2 separate regions of the Homo sapiens genome follow, and region 2 is linked to region 1. The links are chromatin contacts, found by Hi-C or POLR2A ChIA-PET in ENCODE. All regions are on one chromosome and are shown on one strand. Each heading gives the region's core, a stretch centred on a gene start or an enhancer-like site at or near the end of the contact. The rest is flanking DNA. Distances are from core to core; before and after follow the strand shown. Region 1 has its middle 4.9 kb from the start of MIR4539. Region 2 has its middle 40 kb from the start of MIR8071-2.

The links. A loop is a pair of places that touch in the nucleus more often than their neighbours do. ChIA-PET counts read pairs that join two places held with the same protein, here RNA polymerase II (POLR2A). Pooled maps may share reads with other maps.
Region 2: a map of B cell shows a loop between it and region 1 (5-fold over the local background). The contact joins two enhancer-like sites. A Hi-C loop is called at or near these places in 1 of 168 maps with a recorded cell type or tissue (B cell), 9 of 37 single-sample maps with no recorded cell type and 3 of 50 pooled maps. POLR2A ChIA-PET finds 5 or more read pairs at or near these places in 2 of 52 experiments (B cell and activated B cell).

The regions. Positions count from the first base shown.
Region 1 is chr14:105,848,706-105,856,583 of GRCh38, forward strand. It overlaps IGH and IGHM. Among named protein-coding and RNA genes, the nearest start is that of MIR4539, 4.9 kb to the right of the region's middle. Within about 2 kb of position 3,171, at least 3 of the 41 ENCODE cell types and tissues checked have a DNase peak (open chromatin) inside an H3K27ac peak, as active enhancers do; they include B cell, where a contact is called at or near this core.
Region 2 is chr14:105,675,860-105,683,737 of GRCh38, forward strand. It overlaps IGH. Among named protein-coding and RNA genes, the nearest start is that of MIR8071-2, 40 kb to the left of the region's middle. Within about 2 kb of position 4,177, at least 3 of the 41 ENCODE cell types and tissues checked have a DNase peak (open chromatin) inside an H3K27ac peak, as active enhancers do; they include B cell, where a contact is called at or near this core.

The sequences.
Region 1 (7,878 bases), core at 1,921-4,420:
TGAGGAGGCTGTGGGGGCTCTGGCCACCATGGGCGAAGAGCATGGGGTCACCCCAGTGGGCCTGGAAGATGGAGCACGGACCCAGGAGGATGAGCCTTGAGCCTTAAATCTAATGCAGCTTTCCCTGCTGGGTTTGGGCTTGCTTGGGACCCATGGCTCCTCTCTCCCTTTCTATGTATCCCTTTTAGAATAGGAATGTCCATCCTATGCCTGCCCCATCATTGTACTTTGGAAGCAGATAACTTCTTGTCAAGTTACAAAGGTCCACAGATGGAGAGGAATTTCACCCAGAATGAATCTCACCCTGGGTTTCTCCCACACTTGATGCAGGTGATATTTCGCTGAGATTGTGGACTAAGAGTTGGTGCTGGAAGGGGTCAGCCGTTCTGGAGATGTTGCTATGGGATGCAGGGATTTTGCCTGTGAGAAGGACATGATTATGGGGGGAACGGAGGGCAAACTGTCATGGGTTAAAATGTGTCCCCTGTAAATTAATGTGTCGAAGTCCTAACCCCCAGGACCACAGAATGTGACCTTGTCTGGAAACAGTCTTTGCAGCTGCAATCAAGTTCAGATGAGGTCACCCTGGAGTAGGGCAAGCCTCTGATCCAATATGACTGCTGTCCTCATGAAAAGGGGGAATCTGGGCACAGACAGCACGTGTGGAGAACGCCCTGTGAAGATGGTGCTGCTTCCATAAGCCAAGAGCACCAGAGACGGCCGGCAAAGCCCAGCAGCAGGGAGAGAGCCTGGAACAGAGTCTCCCGTGACACAGAGGAGCCAGCCCCGCCAAGGCCTCCATCCCAGATGCCCGGCCTCCAGAACCAGGACGGAATAAACGTCTGTTGTTTAAGCCACGCAGTCTGGGGTGCAGTGTTGCCAGGGCCACAGTTAACGGATACGAGTGTTGTCCTGAGCTGCCAGCCCCACAGGCTGCACGAGGCCTCCCTGCCCCAGCCCAGTGCAGACTCCCCAGCCCCCTGGGTGTGCCCTGGGCAGTGTGGGGCTCCTCACTCCATCCTCCCCCAGGCTGGGAGGTTGAGCCTGTGATGAGCTACATGGGGTGAAGCTGGAGCGAGAGGCTGGGAGGCGACTCGGAGCCCACGGTTGGAGGATGGATTTCCCCAGGGACCCACACGTGCACCTCCACCTGTCTCCTGGACATTGTCTCTGAGGGCAGGGCTGGTGCCAGCTCAGGGATCCAGCAGGGACAGAAGGGCGGGCCGGGTCCATGTGGAGAGCACATTTAGTGGGAGGGACACAACTTGTACCCAGCAGCCCCCAGATACCCATGACAGCTGGCTCAGAGCAAGTGCCAGGCTGCTCCTCAGAACCTGAAATGTCCTCCTTCTGGGCCCCCAGCTTATGAGCCCTCCCAAGACGCCATCCTGGATGCTTCCTCTAGGACACTTCTATGGCCTTGGGGTCTGCCCAGTCCTTCCAGCCTGGTCCTCTCCCCCCAGCCACCTGCCTCCACCCTGGTCTCACAGCCACTGCTGTCCTTGACTTTGCCATGGACTGTGGGTCACCCCTGGGTGACTGCACCATGGCCAAGTGAGCCTCCTGGCATGAGCCCCCAACTTTGGCTTGGCTGCCATCTCTGAAAAAATCCCCTGCTCTTTGATCCTGCTCCCACCTACCTGGGGAGTCATTTTTCGGCACTGCCCCAAGCCTGGCCACCACCTGCCCATCTTCAGGGTGATGGCAGAGACTTGTCCTCCCCACTATGCATTCCCTAACGGCTTCTAAGGACGACATGGTCACGCCCCCCATCCTCATCCACAAGGGGATGGCACTGGGAGCCCTAGCATCTGGGCAATGATGAGGACCTCGTGACGGGCTTAGTGCCTGTATGAGAGAGACCCTCGTGACGGGCTTAGTGCCTGTATGAGAGAGACCCTCGTGACGGGCTTAGTGCCTGTATGAGAGAGACCCTCGTGACGGGCTTAGTGCCTGTATGAGAGAGACCCTCGTGACGGGCTTAGTGCCTGTATGAGAGAGACCCTCGTGACGGGCTTAGTGCCTGTATGAGAGAGACCCTCGTGACGGGCTTAGTGCCTGTATGAGAGAGACCCTCGTGACGGGCTTAGTGCCTGTATGAGAGAGACCCTCGTGACGGGCTTAGTGCCTGTATGAGAGAGACCCTCGTGACGGGCTTAGTGCCTGTATGACAGAGACCCTGAGAGCTCCTTCACCATCTTCGGCTGCGCGAGGATGCAGTGAGGAGGCGCGTCTCTGAGCTGGGAATTGGCCCTCGCCAGACGTTGAAGTTGCCGGCGCCTTGATCTTAGACTTTCAGCCTCCAGCGCTGTGGGAGGCAAATGTCTGTTGCTCAAGCTTTGCAGCCGATAGTGTTTTGTGATAGCTGCCCAATTAGACTAAGACACTCGTTCACCTGAAACTTTTGCTCCAACTTCCACTCCCCTGCCACGGGCGCGACTGCTACCCCACCCCTGTGCTCCTGTGGAGTGCAAGGCCCCCACACTGTGCAGACAGGCCCACATGCTCTCGAGGGCTCAGCCTGCACCTCCTGGATCCCGGTGAGGCCCACATGCTCTCGAGGGCTCAGCCTGCACCTCCTGGATCCCGGTGGCGTGCACCACACATCATGAAGGTTTGGGGCAAGGCCAAGAACTGTCTGGGCTTGCTGGGAAGGGTGGCAAGGTGACCCGGGCAGTTGTAGGCATGTGGAGCACACACAGAGGCCCCCGAGGCCTGAGCCCCAGTCTCTCAATTCAGGCTGTGCTTGGAGGACCAGGCCTGGAACCCTCTCCTGCTCAGTCCCCTTCCTTCCATCAGGCTGGGCATGCCCCGAGTCTGAGTCTGGCCCACCTGCTTCTGCGGCCCCTTTCCTGGGCACGTGGCTTTCCTCGAAACCCCCTGCGCTGGCTGACCCAGCGCTCTTTTCCACAGCTCCCTTTGGAACTGGGGTCCCCCTTGAGATGCCCATGTAGCAGGAAAGTTTTGAAAAAGAAACAAAAACCCTCACCAGAAAGCAGTTTCATGGATAAAATGTGCATATTTATTTCAGGGCAACAAGCGTATACACAGCAAAGCAGTGTGGGGTAGAGCCCACCTCGTGGCCTGCAAGCCAGCCAGCCCCTGCCGGTCGAGAAGGAAGCCTGTGTGAGAGCACACAACTGGAGGCCGGGCGGGGAAGAGAAACACGTGCCAACAGGCCACGCAGGCCAGGACCCCAGACCCGGAGGCAGCGCCCCTTTGAGTTCCTCTCTCTGGTCTCCGATGTTCTTCTGTTGGGATCATTTCACCTACAGGCAACAGAGACAGTGTGAAATGCTTTCCCCGTGGTCGGGAAGGGAGCCGGGGCAGAGATGACCCAGTGGGGTGGTGTGGGGGCCTCCGGGCTAGACGTCCAGCCCAGGCTGCTCCCTGGGCCCCACACTCGCCCTGCACCCTCCTCCCTGTGCCACAGCCGTGCTACCTTGAACAAGGTGACGGTGGTACTGTAGAAGAGGCTCAGGAGGAAGAGGACGATGAAGGTGGAGGCGGTGGCCCACAGGTTCTCAAAGCCCTCCTCGTCGGCGCTCACCTCCCCCTCTGCAGGAGACACAGCACGGGGGAATAGGGTCAGGCTGGGGTGGCACCCAGCAAAGCCCCCCCGGGGCCCATCCTCTAGGCCCACCCTTGGCCCCTAGGCTGTGCTGCACCCAGGGGTGGGGAGAGCAAGTGCAGGGGGGCTCGGGCACTGCCCAGGGCATGGGCTGGGCCCCTGAAAGCCTGATGCAGCGGGGGCACAGGCCGAGACTGGGCAGGGCTGGGACTCTGAGGTCTTTTCCTCAGAGTCCTGGGGTGGCAGAGAGAGCGTGGGGGATGCAGCACACAGACCAAGGTGGGGGCTGGAGGGCGGGGCCCCAGCGGAGCAGCGGCCAGCATGTCCTGACTCTCCTGGAGGGGGAAGCAGGGGGTGTGGCCCTGCCCTGTGCTGTGGGGGCTGGCAGGTGGGAGGACTGAGCTGGGGGGAACCCGATCCTGACTCCCTCACCAAGGCCCTGACTCTCCAGCTCCCTCTTGGAGCAGAGTCTGCATGGGGACATCCTGGCGGACTTGTCCTACCCTGCCAGGACCCAGGGAGCAGACAGAGACCTGAGCTCCACAGTGGGATGAGGACATTCGGGGGGTTGCATCCCCTGCACAGATGGGCCCTTGGGAGACACCTGGAGCCCAGGACTCCAAAGGGCCAAGAGTGTGGCGGGGACTCGGAGGTGGCCCCAGTTAGAGACAGCACTGTGCGTTGGGTGTGGAGACCTCACTCGGGCCCTGCCTTCCCTGCTGGGGCTCGGTCCTTCCCGGGCTGCTGCTGTCTGACCTCGCCTGCTCCCTGCTGTGGGTTGGGGAGCAGGTGGTATTTGCAGGGGCAGACTTGCTCTAGCTCATCTCCTGAGGCCTCCTGCTAAGAGGAGCAGCTGCCCAGGGCAGCCACTCTGCCCTCTGGGCCCATATGCTTAGTCACTGCCTGCTCTCAGCACATGGCACAGGCTCTGGTTCTGCTCACCGGTGGGTGTGGGGGCTATCTGCTGCCTTCATCAGGAGCCTGGCCTCAGCAGGGGTCACATGCTATCCCTGGGGCCTCCGCTCCCCAGGCAGAGCACAAGCTGGGTGCCATGGCAGCACCTCCAAGCAGAGACAGAAGGACAAGCAGAGCCTGGGCCCAAAGCCCCGGTGCCAGCACAGCGCAGGGAGCAAACTGCTGCAGGGACAGAGTATCCGGCAGGGCCCTGGGAGAATGTTGGCGGGGGCCGGCCGGCATGCGCACGTGTTGTGCCTGTGGGTGTGTGCATGTCTGTGTACGCGTGTCCATCTGTTGTGTGCCTGTGGGTAGACGTGTGTGTCCACGTGTTAGTGTATCACATGCTCCTGTGTGTCTGTGTCAGTGTGTCTCTGGGTGTGCATGTGTCCATGTACTTGTGTCTGTACATGTGTGTGTGTTTGCATGCACATGTGTGTTTGTGAATGTGTGTGTCTGTGTGTGTATGCCTCTGTGCTAGTGTGTCTGTGTGTGTGCATGTCCTGCACATGTATGTGTCCATGTGTGCACATATCCATGTGTGTGCCCGTGTGTGTGTGTGCCTGTAGTCAGTGTTCTCTTTGTGTGCCTGTGCATGTTTGTACATGTGTGTCCACATATGTTTGTGTGTGGGTCCATGTCTGTGTATGTGTGTGCCCATGGGTTAGCACGTCTCTGTGTGTCCATGTGTTTGTGTGTGTCCGTGTCTGTCCATGTGTATCCACACATGCCTGTGTGCTGCCTGTATACGTGTGGCCTTGCTTTCAGCTTTCTTTCTGGAAGCAGTAGGAGGAATGGCAAGTCTGAGGTCAGCCTGCTGTGAGCAGCTGCAGGGAATTCAGGGGTTTCTAGAAGCCACTGAGGCACGCAGGTGGGTGAGGCAGGGGTGGGGGCTGTGGAGGAAGGTGTTCTGCAGGGGAGGCGCAGGGTGGGTGCAGCACAGCCGCCGCCCCAGTAGGCCAGAGCATCGTGCACTCAGGACCAGTATCTTTTGAATGGATCTTTTTATTTCTAATTTTATAAGATGCAACATCTCACCCCGTTGACACGGTTAGTTTGCATGCACACACAGAGCGGCCAGCCGCCCCGAGCCTGTGGGCAGGCCAGCAGGGTCAGTAGCAGGTGCCAGCTGTGTCGGACATGACCAGGGACACGTTGTACAGGGTGGGTTTACCGGTGGACTTGTCCACGGTCCTCTCGGTGACCCTGTTGGGCAGGGCCTCATGGGCCACCACGCAGGTGTAGGTCTCCCCCGTGTTCCATTCCTCTTCGGACACGGTCAGGATGCTGTGGGCGAAGTACCGGCCTGGGGCCTGGGGCTCAGGCATTGGGGCGCTGGTCACATACTTCTCCGGGGACAAGGGCTGCCCCCTCTGCATCCACTGCACGAAGACGTCCGCGGGAGAGAAGCCCGTCACCAGGCACGTGATGGTGGCCGACTCCCGCAGGTTCAGCTGCTCCCGGGCTGGTGGCAGCAAGTAGACATCGGGCCTGTGCAGGGCCACCCCTGTGAACAGAGATGGTGGTGAGGGCGGGGCAGTGGGGGGACCAGCCTGTGGGCTGGGGTTGAGTCCCCTTTTCCCCAGTTGCCCAGACAACGGGGGAGTGAGGGGTGCTTTCCACCATGCCCCAGAGGCCAAGGGAGGTCCCAGGGAGTGCAGGAAGAGGGGCAAGAGTGGGGCCTACCCTTGGGCCGGGAGATGGTCTGCTTCAGTGGCGAGGGCAGGTCTGTGTGGGTCACGGTGCACGTGAACCTCTCCCCGGAATTCCAGTCATCCTCGCAGATGCTGGCCTCACCCACGGCGCTGAAAGTGGCATTGGGGTGGCTCTCGGAGATGTTGGTGTGGGTTTTCACAGCTTCGCCATTCTGGCGGGTCCAGGAGATGGTCACGCTGTCATAGGTGGTCAGGTCTGTGACCAGGCAGGTCAACTTGGTGGACTTGGTGAGGAAGATGCTGGCAAAGGATGGGGGGATGGCGAAGACCCGGATGGCTGTGTCTTGATCTGGAGTCAAGAGAAGGGAGTCAGAGGTGGGGCAGGTGTGGATGTGGGCGGAGGCATGGTTCCCACCCAAAGAGTAGCAACTGCCTCTGCCGAGCCCAGGGGTCCTGCCGCCCGAGCCCCTGCCCTTGGCCGCTCTGGGAAGCCAAGGCTCAGGGAGTAGATGGCTGCATCCGGGGTGGCGAATGCCAGACCCGAGTGGACCCCTGTGTGTCGGTGGGTGCTGCCCCTGGGGACAGGTCACTCACCGGGGACACACATGGAGGACGCATTCTGCTGGAAGGTCAGGCCCCTGTGATCCACGCGGCAGGTGAACATGCTCTGGCCGAGCCAGTCGCTCTCTTTGATGGTCAGTGTGCTGGTCACCTTGTAGGTCGTGGGCCCAGACTCTTTGGCCTCAGCCTGCACCTGGTCCGTGGTGACGCCAGACCCCACCTGCTTCCCCTCGCGCAGCCAGGACACCTGAATCTGCCGGGGACTGAAACCCGTGGCCTGGCAGATGAGCTTGGACTTGCGGGGGTTGCCGAAGAAGCCGTCGCGGGGTGGGACGAAGACGCTCACTTTGGGAGGCAGCTCAGCAATCACTGCAGTGAGGGACACGTGTCAGCCCGGTGCCCGCCACTCCCGCCCCCTTCGGCTCCCTCTCTGTCCCGGTGGCTGGGCCCGGCCCTCACCTGGAAGAGGCACGTTCTTTTCTTTGTTGCCGTTGGGGTGCTGGACTTTGCACACCACGTGTTCGTCTGTGCCCTGCATGACGTCCTTGGAAGGCAGCAGCACCTGTGAGGTGGCTGCGTACTTGCCCCCTCTCAGGACTGATGGGAAGCCCCGGGTGCTGCTGATGTCAGAGTTGTTCTTGTATTTCCAGGAGAAAGTGATGGAGTCGGGAAGGAAGTCCTGTGCGAGGCAGCCAACGGCCACGCTGCTCGTATCCGACGGGGAATTCTCACAGGAGACGAGGGGGAAAAGGGTTGGGGCGGATGCACTCCCTGAGGACCCGCAGGACAAAAGAGAAAGGGAGGGTGAGGAGCTGCCTCCTCGTGCCCTGCCTGTCGGGGCTGAGTGGCGTTCTGAGTGCCCTCACTACTTGCGTCCCGCTGTGGCTGCCCCACCAAGGCCGAGCCCACCTGCAGGCCTCCAAAGCCCAGACTGTCATGGCTATCAGGGGTGGCGGGGCCGTGGTGAGGCCTCAGGTCTTTGTCCAAGGCTGCTGGGGCTGCAGGCCTCAGCCCATCCTGCTGCAGGGCCCAGCACTGAACACCTGGACAGACCTGGGGTCTCCTGGAGCAGGCTGAGCCATCCCTGCCACCATTCAGCTGGCTGCCCTGCTGCACTCTGAGGCCTGACTGCCCCTG
Region 2 (7,878 bases), core at 2,927-5,426, 170 kb before region 1:
AGAGAAACATAAATCTGTCCTATGTGCATGTCCAGGCATAGTACCTTCCCTTGAACTTATTTGTGACACAGATTCCTTTGCTCACGTTTTCTTGCTGACCTTCTCCCCACTGTCACCCTGTTCTCCTGCCGCATTCCTCTTGCTGAGATAGTGAAAATAGTAATTAATAAATACTGAGGGAACTCAGAGGCCGGTGCCGGTGCAGGTCCTCTGTATGCTGAGCGCCGGTTTCCTGGGCCCACTGTGCTTTCTCTATACTTTGTCTCTGTGTCTTATTTCTTTTCTCAGTCTCTCGTCCTACCTGATGAGAAATACCCACAGGTGTGGAGGGGCTGGCCCCTTCAGAATTCTTCTAGTTTTCTCTAATATCAGGCAACAACTCTGCAAACTAATTTTTCCCTCACCCTCTGACTTGGAATCAGTCAAATTTAAAACTGCCCTTTTCCTGAAGCCCTGTGAGCTGAAATGGGACAAGTTGATGTAAACTTCAGAGAAATCATCCCCACAGATCCTGTGCGGGCAGCTTCTGCAACACCTGACCTGCAAATCAGGAAGGCCCTTCAGCTGCCTACCTGGCTGCAGCTGAAGATGCTTCAGGCCCAGCGTCTAGAAATCTTCTGGCCTGGTGCCCACTGGGCTCAGAAACTGCATTTCTAAGTGTTAACCTTTGTGTTTCATTTATTTTCAGAGTCTCTCCTCTTCGAATGTCCAACTGCTAGCACCATGCGGCGAAATGTCCTCTTCTATCCAGTCCCAACAGAAAATCCAGCTGGTTCTTAATGAACGAAAGGCCACCCAACAAGAAAATGGACTTATATTGTTGGAGGGAAACGAGAATGTCTCCTCTTTCCTTAAACAGTGTGGACTGACAAAGATTCTCTGCTTGGCTAAACTGCAGTCGGGCTCTGGAAACTTCTCCTAGGCCGGCCTGCACTTCCTTGTAAGAAAAAGGCTTTAAAAAGTACCCGGTGGGGCCCGGAGCGGTGGCTCATGCCTGTAATCCCAGCACTCTGGGAGGCTGAGGTGGGCTGATCATCTGAGGTCAGGAGTTCCAGACCAGCCTGGCCAACATGGTGAAACCCTGTCTCTACTAAAAATACGAAAATTAGCTGGGTGTGGTGGCACGCGCCTATAATCCCAGCTACTCGGGAGGCTGAGGCAGGAGAATTGCTTGAACCCAGGAGGCAGAGGTTGCAGTGAGCCAAGATCGTGCCACTGCACGATGACACGTGCCACTGCCTGGTGACAGAGTGAGACTACGTCTCAAAAAAAAAAAAAAAAAGAAAAAAAAAGAACCCCCCTAAATCAGGTTAAAGACCCACTCTTGACATTTGATCACCCTTGATCCTGAGTTCCTCATCTTCCACCATCTCCCAGGTCTGATCACCCTGGTCTGTCTTCAGCAAAAATCTTCCTGGGCTAATTTAGCCAGAACCCTCCTTCCCCCCAATATTTCCTCTTGGGAATGTCCGTCCTCCGAGTTTACCCAGCTCCCTGGCTGTCAATCCCCGCCAGCCCATGCTGTGTTAAGAACTGAGCCCCATCTCTCTCCCGCATGGCCGTGGTCCCTGCTCCTGCGGCGGTGGTCCTGAATCACACCTGCCTCCGCATTGAACAACTATCATGGAATAATTTTTTCTTTAACATTTCTAAACACACTCTTAGGAGGCGCCAGCAGCCAGCGTGCGGAGTTAAGTGCCTGTGCCCTTTGTATGAAAGTGTCACCGTTGTCCTGGTCTTGAGGGGTGGCTTTCGGGTGTAAACGGCCGGCAGAGGTGAGTAGATGCTGGGAGGCTGCTCCAGGCGTCTTGTTTGCTCCAGGGTTCTTGAGACTCTCCTGTCTATGAGAACGTGCAGTGGCACGGGACGGCCGCCGGGGGGCTCCCGAGTCCGGCTCTGGAGTCTGTGGCCGCGCGAGTGCACCTGCCTGGGCCGGCCCTGACGGATTTTTTTTTTTTTTTTGATAGAGTCTCACTCTGTCTCCCAGGCTGGAGGGTAGTGGCGCGATGGCAGCTCACTGCAACCTCCGCCTCCCGGGCTCAAGCGATTCTCCTGCCTCAGCCTCCCGAGTAGCTGGGACCACAGACACCCGCCACCACGTCCAGCTAATTTTTGTGTTTTTAATAGAGACCGGGTTTCACCATGTTGGCCTGGCTGGTCTCTCCAACTCCTGACCTCAGGTGACCCACCCACCTCTGCCTCGAAAAGTGCTGGGATTACAGATGTGAGCCACCACGCCCGGCCTCCTTTTGGATGCTTCTAAAGTCTCTTTGCCTCTGGTGTTGGCAGCTCCATCGGCAAGCGTCAAGGTGTGGACGTGGAGTTTGCTTTTATTTATCCTGCTTGGGACTTGGCCTTGATCCTGACGCGTCCTGTTATTCAGCGATTTTGGAAAATTCCCAGCCACTGCCTCCCCCGACTCTGTTTCTCCTTTGGGCAGAAGAAGCCCTTGTGGGAGCCTCCGTCCAGCCTCCGCGGGGCTGCGCTCGGGCTGGGTGGCGTCTCCTGCTCTTTCTTCGGTGTTACCAGCTCCCGCTCCTGCGTGTCCTCTGCGCTGCCTGTCCCATCCATTCTTATTTTAGCCTCATCTATTACGGTTTTCAATTCTAGAAGTTCTTCGTAAAACTCTCAGGTCATTTCAAAATGCAATGTGCAGTAATTTCCCATTTTGCAGTAATATTTGAATAGCTTCTGTAAGTAAGTTTAAAAAATCTCTTGGCCGAGCGTGGTGGCCACGCTGTAATCCCAGTACTTTGGGAGGCTGAGGCAGGAAGATCATGAGGTCAGGAGATCGAGACCATCCTGGCTAACACGGTGAAACCCCGTGTCTACTAAAAATCCAAAAAAATTAGTCGGGCGTGGTGGCGGGCACCTGTAGTCCCAGCTATTCAGGAGGCTGAGGCAGGAGAATCGCTTGAACTCGGGAGGCGGAGGTTGCAGTGAGCCGAGATCGCACCACTGTACTCCAGCCTGGGCGACAGAGCGAGACTCCATCTCAAAACAAAACAAACAAAAAAACCCTCTGAAGCACACATTGCATATTCTATGTCTGATAACGCCGACATTTTGCTTTTGTTTGGGTTCTTATTCTATAGTTTCTTGTTTCACTGATTCTTGTTTCTGCTTCTTTAGGGCTTTTCTGATTTGTATGTGAGCTGGGTTCCTGGGATCCTGATCTGGGCGCGTCTTTTAGGCTTGCCTCTGAGGTCCGCTGTCCCCGCATGAGCGGACGGCAGAGCGCGCCTGCCTGGGAGCCCAGGAGGCTGCCGGGCCAGGGACCCCGGGAACCCCGGGAACCCCGGGAACCTCTCAGCAGCAGAACTGCAGTGGCACAAGACGGCCACCAGGGGGTCCCGAGCCGGTCTCTGGGGTCCCTGCTGGGGTTGAGGGGCTGTGGCTGCAGACGCGGACCTGGCAGGGGGACCCGAACCCCAACAGGGCCCTGACCGGCCCCAAGGCTGAGCCTGCCCTGTCCCACCAGCGCCCAGACCCCGATGTTGGGCCGGGGCCTTCCTTTCCTTGTCCCGGCCCTCTGAGGTTCGTCCCCGGGGTGTGAGCTGATTCTGAGCACACGGAGGCCTTCCTCCTCTCTGGGGCTCTGGAGCCCCTGGGGGCCTGCAGGGCCTGGGCCTGGGCCTGGCTGCTGTCCTCTGTGCTCAGGAGGGCTTCTCCCACCCACCCACTTCCGGGCACAGCCCCCAGCCCCACACCCAGCCGCCGGGAGGGCATCCCCAGGGGAGGACCCTCTGCTCCGGAGCCGCGTCCCTTGTCCTCCAGGGACAGTGGCCGGAGGCTGGTGCCTCAAGCTCGTGCGCCTCATGCAGCATCCCGTGGGTCCATTCGCGACCATAGTGAAGACCCGCAGGCCCCAGGCCCGAGCCGGCTCCCGGGCAGGCCGCGTTCTGGGGCTTCCGCGGGGACACTGGGCCACGCCAGGAGGAAGGGTCCTGACCAGGGTCAGGGAGCATCGGATGCTGCCGGCAGAAGTGGGGGGCGCGGGGCCCCACCGAGGAGCCCAGGCCAGCTTCCCCATCTGCCCCAGGTGCAGCCTTGCAAGGCCCCCAGGCCACAGCGTCCCCAGGTCACAGCGTCCCCACACCCAGGGAATGCAGGACTTTGGCAGAGGCTGGGATCCCAGACCACAGAGCCCCACAAGCTGATGCCTGTTCGCGGATGCCACAGCCACCTCCGCGGCAGGCGCTGGGGAGGGGAGGGGATCACAGTGCTGGACACGGACCGGGCCCCAGCCCTGAGCCCAAGGCAGAGCCGGGATCCGGCCCCGAGAGCACGCCTGGCCCTGCCCCTGGCCCTGGCCCTGCCCCTGCCCCTGCCCCTGCCCCTGCCCCTGCCCGTGCCCCTGCCCCTGCCCCTGCCCCGAGCCCGGGAAGCGCCGCGTGGTCGGCGGCGTTCGATGCTGCTGTCGGCCACACGGGGGCAGCAGAGCCTCAGCGGCTGCCGCAGCGGGTCCAGTTTCCGGCCGCCGGGGTTGGGCTGGCGGTGCCTGGGGGTCCTCCCCAGAGGCCCGCGTGTGAAACGTCCGAGTGCGCTGGGCGCTGGACACGGAGATGGGTGCTTGGGCCACGGGCCTGGGGGACCCCACACGGCCGGCTAGGCAGGCCCAGACAGCCCAGGGTGGGGGTTCCATGGGGGCAGGAGGGGAGAAGCCTGGGCTGTGGAGCAGCTGGGACGTCCGGGGAAGGGCCTGGGGGTCAGAGGGGCGGCTCCCGGGACAGGGAGGCACGTGGAGGGGCGGGGTTTGTGGCAGCCCCGGAGCCGCCTCTGAAGCTTCCATCTGCAGCCTCCTGTGGGGCCGGGTCTGCTTCTCTTGCTGGGCACCCACATCCACCCCCGAGGGGTGTGCGACAACCCCCATTCCAGCCCACTCAGATGGTCTCTAGCCCCTCCCGTCACAGTGAACCCCGGTGTCGGTGCGAGACGCCTCCGTGTATTCCCGGACGTCCCTCTGCAGGCCCATCCCCACCTCACAGACAGTCACACCCTTCCAGGCCTTGCCCCATCCCCAGTCCCTGGCCTCACCATCGCATTGCAGGGAGGCGGGCATATGCAACCTCCATGAAATAAAGCCCTAACGGAGAAGGCCAGAGTGGGAACTTCGTTTCCACCAGCAGGTGGGGCAGACACCCTGGCTAGCCCCGGGGAAAACCAGTAAAAATACTGGATTTAAATCCCTTCGAATTCTCCTTTCTACAGGCAAGCTGTTTAGTGAGAAAGAAAGGGCCCTGCAAAGATCCTCCCCAGGTGGACGGGCAGCCCCCAAGCCTGTCTTGAGCTCCCGGACGCTGCTCCTGGGGAAGGGCCTGCCGAGGACAGGGGCCAGTGGGAGCCCCTGCCTGACCACAGGCTGTTCTGCAGCCCAGGTCAGGAGCGCTGGTGCCTGCCGTGTGGGGTGGCCCTGGTCCTGACCGCCTGGGGTCCCAGGTGGTCCCGGGTTGTAAGAGTCTGTGGTGCTTGTGAAAAGCTTGCACATCCTTCCAGGGGAGACTCGCGCGTGGGGCGAGGGCAGGAGCAGGAGCTCATAATCACACAGGAAAACAGGAAGCCCTGAACCCCGGGCTCGGGAAGCGGCGGGGCGTCAGGTTTGGAGGGGCTTCGTCTCCCACCACCTCCCCATTTGCACCCCCAGTCCCTGACCCGCATCTTTCCTCACCTGGTCACTGTCCCCCACCCTGTCCCCCACCCTGTCCCCCACCCTGTCCCCTGTCTGCCATCTCCCTCCCAGGAGGGGGCTGCTCCTGCCTAGCACGCGGTGCCCTTCCTCCCACGTCGCTTAATTATATTTGAAAATACAACATTTGAAACGTGCAAAGAATGGAGGGGCTTTTCTGTGAGTGCAGGGTGCCCCTCCCGTGTCCCCCCACCAGGGGGCTTCCCCGTCCAGCCCCGGCTTGTCCCTTTCATTTTAACAAAACGTCCTCACCACAGTGCATGTGTGTTTTATAAAAGCAGTATTGGAAGTTAATGCTTTTAATACAGAAGAAAAAAAAAACCCGAAACAATATAACTGTCCTAAGTGATGTTGAGTGGGGAGTGCCGGGTGGGAGTTGAATTGCGGGACCACGATCCCTCCACTTCCAGCCGGTCCTGGGGGTGTCATGTGACCCCTTCTGACCAGCCCTGGGCAACCTCTGGATGGACGGGTGGGGAGGGGCCGTGGAGGGGATCTGGGACCAGGAGAGAGAGAGCGTGGCCAGGCAGCCCCAGGAGGGCCCTCCAGAGCCCGAGTGGGCCTGCGTCTGTGGTCCCCAGGTGCGGTCCCTCGAGGTGGCGTGTGGGCCCCCCAGGCCCGCGCCCTGCGGTTCCAGCGCCTCCCCAAGCCTCTGTCCCTGCAGCCCCCACCCCCCCTGCACTTTCCTCTCCTTTGTCTGTGCTGGTGGTCCCTCTCTCACTGTCCCACACAACACCGCACCGCCCTCCCCCAGGAAAGCCTCCACCTTTTCTCTTAGTGAAATAGAAGCCCTTTCAAGGTGACATGTCACCTACTCACAGAACAGTGCCCCAACCCAGGACGCAGCCTGAGGCCCCTCAGGAGCATTGTGTGCCCCCAGGCCTGTCCCCAGTGGTCCCCACCGTGGGCCCACCACAGCTCCTGCTGTCAAGGGCAGCCTGGGTCTGAGCCCCGTCCCCCTGTGCAGGGCACGGGTCTGGGGGCTGGCTTGTCCCCTGCTGGGCGGTGGGCGGCCTGGGGTGTCTCCCAGACACGCTGCCTGCGGCCGGCTGGTGTGGACTGGGCCTGGTGGGCCAGGAGCTGCCCTCACTATGGCGACAGGATCGGGCTGCCAGGCTCCTGTGGGGGCTCAGCAGGAGGGGATGGGAGACGGCAATGCTCACGCCTGACCTGCTGCCCTTGGGGGAGCCGTGGTGCCACCTGGCCGGCCTGCCTGAGAGACCCCCACGGCTGGTGTGGGAGCCTGGGGGAGCCCTGGGCAGGTGGTGGGGCAGTGGGCAGAGGTGGCTGCAGAGGGACAGGGCCTGGCCAGGACGTCACCCTGAGGCCACTGGAGAGGTCAGCAGGGGCCCAAGGAGATGCAGGGATTGGCAGCTGGGGAGCACAGGGGTACCCCTGAGCCGTGGTACCCAAAGGTCATGAGCTGAGAGGGGAAAGGCCCAGAGCCGCTGGATGGTGGATTCTGGGCACCTGATCCGCAGGGCGTGGTGGCCCTCTGAGGGACCCCTCTGACAGACTGCAGGCAAGCTGTCAAGGGTGTGTATGTGTGAGGGTGTGTGAGAGTGTGTGGGTGTGTGAGAGTGAGGGTGTAAGGGTGTGTGTGAGAGAGTGTGTGAGGGTATGTGTGGAGTGTGTGACGGTGTGTGAGGGTGTGTGGGTGTGTGAGGGTGTGAGGGTGTGTGAAGTTTTCAGACTGTGAGGGTGTGAGGGTGTGTGAGAGTGTGTGAGTGAGGGTGTGAGAGTGGGGGGGTGTGAGAGTGTGGGGGTGTGAGGGAGTGTGAGGGTGTGAGGGTGTGTGTGGATGTGTGGGATGTGTGGGGTGTGTGTGCATGTGTGTGGATGTGAGGGTGTGTGTGGATGTGTGGGGTGTGGGGTGTGTGTGGATGTGTGGGAGTGTGAGGATGTGTGAGGGTGTGTTTGGTGTGTGGGGTGTGTGTGGATGTGAGGATGTGTGGGGTGTGTGGGGTGTGGGGTGTGTGTGGATGTGTGGGGATGTGAGGGTGTGTGTGCACGTGTGGGGTGTGGGGTGTGTGTGGATGTGTGAAGGTGTGAGAGTGTGAGGGTGTGTGGATGTGTGGGGTGTGTGAGGGTGTGTGAGGGAGTGGGTGTGTGGTGTGTGAGGGTGTGTGTATGTGTGTGAGGATGTGTGTGGATGTGTGTGGATGTGGGGTGTGGGGATGTGTGGGGATGTG